Regions from separate parts of the Homo sapiens genome. Here region 2 is linked to region 1. The links are chromatin contacts, found by Hi-C or POLR2A ChIA-PET in ENCODE. All regions are on one chromosome and are shown on one strand. The core of a region is the stretch at or near the end of the contact, and the rest is flanking DNA. Distances in the headings are between cores, read along the strand shown.

Region 1 (2,851 bases), core at 338-2,837:
TAAGAACAGAGTGGGAATGACTGATGAAGCAACATTCCAGGAATGGAGATGGGGAGGAAAGAAATGGAATCAAGGGCTCCAGGAGAGGGCTTGGCTTTGTGCTAGAAGGACACATCATCCTCCAAATATGTGGAAAGGAGTTAAGAAAGTGTCTATATATTAGTAAGTGCTGGGCAGGGTGGACAATTGATGGATGACTGTAACTTTCTCAAGTAAGAAACAAGGTGGTTTTTGGGAGCCTGAGGCAGGAGAATCGCTTGAACCCGGAAGGCGGAGGTTGCAGTTAGCCAAGATCGCGTCACTGCACTGCAGCCTGGCGACACAGCGAGACTCCATCTCAAAAAAAAAAAAAAAAAAGAAAAAAAAGCAGATTAACAAGGTGGTTTACTGAGAACATTGGCAGTTAAATGTTGAGGAAATGATGAAGATTTGGAATAGAAGCCAAAGAGGATGATAAAGAAAGCTAAGCAAAACAAGTAAACTTGTATTACTCTGGATTAAGCTCTTGGAACTCATTTCTCATAAGTTTTTAAAATCTTGATAACCACTGATGAGAGAATACACCAAATAAGTATTTTGGCAATTAGTCTTCCTATTTCACTAGCAATTGTGTTTAGATAAAAATCATTATAATTACATCTTAAGCTTCTTGTAATACATTAGACTTACAAAACTGCAAACACTATACTAGATATTATGTATGTATATATTATATTATATTATATAGATCATATACATTATGTGATACTAAATGCCAAAATTTTACTTGATGTTTTGAAGTGCTTAGTGTTGTTCAATGCTTACTTTAGCCAGCTGTTATGTTTTCAGACAGTGATTTGCTTTAGTCTTCTCTTCCTTGCAGAATCATAAGGAACCTTAGCTTATGAGAGCAGTTTCTTCAAGAATCTGCTTATTAGAGTAAATAGAATGAATTTCATTTCGTACAGTTACTACTACAACATTTGATGATACCAAAAGCAAAGTGAAACCTGAAGCATGCTCACATAATAAATTACAAAATTTTCCATATGAAGCATTCTTTATTTTCTGAACCCAAAGCTCTGTGTCCCTTTGTAATGAATCAGCATCTCAGGCAAATGTTCTTGTGAGGAGGCAAATTTTTCCCACTGGATTTAGCACTTAAAACAGAAGTTGTCCCCACCACCACCACACTTTCTAAATACAAAGAGCCCTGTTATAAGATAGTCTCATCTGAGTTGTTTTTCTTTTTTCTTTTAGATTATGTGGGAAATGTGTTGCATATTTGCATTTAGTATTTGTGCAAATGTTTTAAACCTTTTTCTCCGTGTTGAAGCTGGTTTCGGTTATAGTTATCCGAATAAGGGGGGGAAAGAGGTGAAAGGACAATATAGTTTAAAGTATTTAAAGCCCTAAAACTTCACAAACCAGGAATTAAATATAAAGGTATTCGAGTTTTTTCTGACTTATGAAAATTTAAAGAGCAGTACCGGCCGGGCGCGGTGGCTCACTCCTGTAATCCCAACGCTTTGGGAGGCCGAGGCGGGCGGATCACGAGGTCAGGAGATGGAGACCATCCTGGCTAACACGGTGAAACCCCGTCTCTACTAAAACTACAAAAAAATTAGCCGGGCGTGGTAGCGGGCGCCTGTAGTCCTAGCTACTCCGGACGCTGAGGGAGGCTGAGGCGGGAGAATGGCGTGAACCCGGGAGGCGGAGCTTGCAGTGAGCTGAGATCGCGCCACTGCACTCCAGCCTGGGCGAGAGAGATTCCGCCTCAAAAAAAAAAAAAAAAAAAAAAAAGAGCAGTACCAAAAATATGTAAGGTTTTCTTAGAAAATATAAAGTGCTAACCTAAAAAGGAAAATAATGTATTTGCCACATTTAACAAACACTTATGGACCAAGATAAAACAGATAGCCCATAAATTTGGCGTTGTCCCTTTAATGTACATGTCTATAGTGCCACCATGTGGTACTACCGGTGTTGTAAATATTTCTAAATACAGTAATTCAGATATTCTGAAAGTTAGACACTAGATGGCAGTATATTTCCCTTTAAAATTGTTTATTCATGTTCAAAGGCAGTATCTATTTTTTATGGTATAACTTTGTTGAAAAGTAAAAAAAATTACTACAGTTTTTAAAATAATATGCTTTGTAACATAGACTGATTGCATTAAAAAGTATGCTTTTAATCATCATTTATTTCTCAAATAGAAGCAAAATATTAAAATAACTACTTGCTTCCTTTATTAGCATGCCCAACCTAGGCAAAAGAATCTCACCAATTTTTTCTTCTTCTACTAAAGTCCTGTGATTAGCACAGTAGGATCCAACTGTATTGATTCTATATAATTACTAATTAACAAAATTTTACTAAGTAAAGACTTAGAGGCAGAAAAAACAATGAGAAATTTAGGCAACGAGTCAGCTTAGGTTCATTTATGTACTGTCTTCAATGGCTAAAGAAGAAATATTGGCAGGGGAGGGCTATGACTTTCATTCTATCTCCCTTTTATCCTGCTTCTGAGGCTAAGGGCTCTTCCTAATTTATCCTGGCAATCAGAAAGAAATACTCTATGCCATCCTGAAATACAAATCCAAGATGCATTGTTCAGGAGGTTTTCCTAGTTGGAAACAGCAAGTGCTACATGATATATCAGCATCCAACAGAGCCATGGCTTTTTGTATAGAAATTTGTCTTTTCCTTAATATAAACAAAATCCAGATCTTCCAAAACTGTCAAAGGATCACCAGGCACACAAAAAACGTTAGCAGGAGCATGAAGCCCCAACTCTAGTTAATGTATTAATTTCTCCTTTGGGCTCTTGCTTCTGACATCTGCCTCTACTAGGTAGGTTTGAGACAAG
Region 2 (2,973 bases), core at 49-2,548, 260 kb after region 1:
GTGTGTGTGTGTGTCTACCCACACATACACATGCATTTACAAAGACATTTATTTCTCTGTCTACACATACTGAAAATCATAACTTCATACTATTAGCTCCAATTTGAATCCACTGTAGCTTTCCCCCCTTCTATGTTGATACCACCTTTCTCCATTCATGAAAAGGCTGGCTTCCACCACTTCAATATATTTACTTATTTGTTCAGTTGCCTATGTGAAGCCAATCTGATCCCAACTGGCCACCATTACCACCTGGTCTAAGCATAGTTTCCAATCAGACGCTTTCAGAAGAGTTGCCTATATTCACCGTCTTTACTTCCATACCTTGAGTCATTCCTCAACCCACTACAATTTGATTTCCATGCTGATCAAGGTGACCAGTAATCTCCTTGCCACCAAATCTAAAGAATCTTTCTCAATTCTTTTCTAACTTGAACTCCCTTGCAGCATTCAACACTCTGAACATTCTTTGCTTCTTAAAACACTCTTTCCCTCTGGTTTCTGTGACTCCCCACTCAAATTGGTTTTCCCTCCACCTCGTCAACCATTCCTTCTTAGATTCTTCTACTGGCTTCTCCCCAAACCCCAACCTTACTAATTATGACTGCCTGGGGTTCTGTCCTAGCTCTTTTCTCTGTGCCATCCCTGAGGTATTTCATCCGCTACCATGGCTACAATTATCTACATTCTGCTAACTTACACATCTATATCCTTAACCCACATGCAATCCCTAAGCTTAAGATCTATCTAATGAAACACCTATCAAATATTATTCCTTGGGTGTCTCTCAATCACCCCACACAAAACACATCTAACACTGAAATAATTTCCACCCAACCCCTTCCCCCAAACCTTCTCTTCTTTCTGAGTAATGTAACTCAATGAACAGAGTTGCCCTGCCTGTTCAGAGGCTGCCTGTTCAGCAGCCCAAACCAGCAGCTGAGGAACCATTCCTAACTCCTTCTTTTTTCCCACCCCCACATCATCAAGCCTGCTGAGGTTATATCCTAAATCTCTTTCAGATTTATTTCCTCAGCAGTTCTGTAGACCAACCAATCCTCATTTTTTGTCTGAATCACCACCACAGTCTTCTAACTGGTCCCCTACTCTTGCCATCCTTCCAATCTGATCTACACAATCTTTGTAAAATATGCATATAATCCTTACCCCCTCCTTAAAATCCTTCCAAGAATCCTGGCAGCACTCAGGACAGTGCTTCTTCCTTCACGTGGCTCACTAGGCCCTGCAGGACTTTGTCCTAGCTACTTTTACAACACCATCTCTTGTTCTTCAACTTCAAACTCAACCACAACTGCATTGAAATTTCTTTCACTTCTGCAAACACACAACATCCTTTCTAGTCCTTGGGCCTTCACGTTCTTTTCCCTCCGCCTCTTTGCTACATTACTTGGCCAAATTCTACTTATCCCTCAGGACACAGGCTCTGGGAATCTTCCCAGAATGCCCCTGCTCTGCACTTCCATGGCACTCTCTACATCTCTAGAGTGCTAATATATTCCAATGGCTCATTTAATGATTGAACTTCCCAATCAGATCATTAGTTCTACTAAGGTCTCAGAGAGAAACAGAAACAGTGTCTTAGTCACAGCTCTATCACCAGCACCTAGCAAAATAGCCAAAACACAGTAGGTGTGCCCTAAGTATTTACTGAATGAATCAGCCTCAAAAAATAGCAACTCTACGGCAGCCACAGCCAAAGAGCACATTTCACACACATGCATTAACTCAAGGTGTGGGGCAGTTAAACATCCTCCTTAAAGCAAACTCCTGTTGCTGCTCGATTCAAAGGCTGGCATCTTTATGTGTAATGAACAATAATACAGTCATATTAGCCTGAATGTAAAAGAATTATTTCCCTTAGAAAAAGACAGAAGTTCCTCTTCTTTCTCTGTAGTAAGTTGGAATGACTCATTATTTTTTACATTTTCATGAAAACAACACACAACAAACTCACTGTGTGAGACAGCACACATCCTCTCAGCCAAGAGGGGTACGACAAGAGTGAATGCTTTGGCCCTTAAGACGGGTCCAGGATGTTCTCCCTGTACATAACTCTGTGCATGTGTGCGTGCGCGCGCACACACACACACACACACACAAACACACATACACTCTCTTCCCCTCTCACACACACATACACACTCTTTCTCTCTCTCCCCTCCCCCCTTACACACACACACACACACACACACACACACATTCACAGTGTCTCAGAAAATACACAGCATGATTGAACAAAAGAAAAACAGAAAATGCACTCCTGAAGGACATATCTCCATCCTTAGCATGTTGTCTGGCCCACAGGAGAGGAAATACCAAATGTAAGAGGTGACACCAGCCAACTGTAAACACCGAAGCTGGTGTCTGGGAGAGGAGGAGATCTTTGAAGAGGGTTAATACCATTTCTACTAACTATATGCCATGACTCTTATAAGCCAGATCCAAGCCATCTCGTTCTTATTGTCCCTATTTTACATATTTTGAGATTAAGTAAGTAGCCTATAGCTAATAAATAACAAAGTGCAGTTCTTTCCAATTCCTAGTGCTATATCCTAAAATGGGTAAAACTGAAAAATCAGAAAACACCAGTAGAAGCACCTTATTCAGAAAAATGAAGAAGAATGTCAGAGGAAATAAATAAAAGTTAAAAATGGTTGGTTCTGGGGAGTAGGAAGTAAGAATAGGAAGTGATGGGCAAGAGGTCTTATTTTTCATATAAACTTACTAGTAATATTTGAGTTTTAAAATTACACATGTATTATTTTGATATAAGGTACAATTTTAAATCATAGCAGGAGACTACTTATTGACAAAATAATATCTAAAGTATGATCCATTTAAAAATATAAGGCCGGGCGCAGTGGCTCACGCCCGTAATCCCAGCACTCTGGGAGGCCAAGGCAGTAGATCACTTGATATCAGGAATTCAAGACCTGCCTGGTCAACATGGTG

What was found. Hi-C counts contacts between places; a loop is a spot of excess contacts on that map. ChIA-PET counts read pairs that join two places held with the same protein, here RNA polymerase II (POLR2A). Pooled maps may share reads with other maps.
Region 2: a map with no recorded cell type shows a loop between it and region 1 (4-fold over the local background). The contact joins two enhancer-like sites. A Hi-C loop is called at or near these places in 1 of 168 maps with a recorded cell type or tissue (PC-9), 1 of 37 single-sample maps with no recorded cell type and 3 of 50 pooled maps. POLR2A ChIA-PET finds 5 or more read pairs at or near these places in 4 of 52 experiments (CD8-positive, alpha-beta memory T cell, GM12878, OCI-LY7 and 1 more).

Annotation. Positions count from the first base shown.
Region 1 is chr4:102,429,593-102,432,443 of GRCh38, forward strand. All of the region lies in intron 2 of NFKB1-AS1 (NFKB1 antisense RNA 1), which reads right to left. Among named protein-coding and RNA genes, the nearest start is that of NFKB1, 70 kb to the right of the region's middle. Within about 2 kb of position 1,588, at least 31 of the 41 ENCODE cell types and tissues checked have a DNase peak (open chromatin) inside an H3K27ac peak, as active enhancers do; they include PC-9, where a contact is called at or near this core.
Region 2 is chr4:102,686,198-102,689,170 of GRCh38, forward strand. All of the region lies in intron 7 of MANBA (mannosidase beta), which reads right to left. Among named protein-coding and RNA genes, the nearest start is that of MANBA, 73 kb to the right of the region's middle. RefSeq lists an enhancer at 1,513-1,562. Within about 2 kb of position 1,299, at least 6 of the 41 ENCODE cell types and tissues checked have a DNase peak (open chromatin) inside an H3K27ac peak, as active enhancers do; they include PC-9, where a contact is called at or near this core.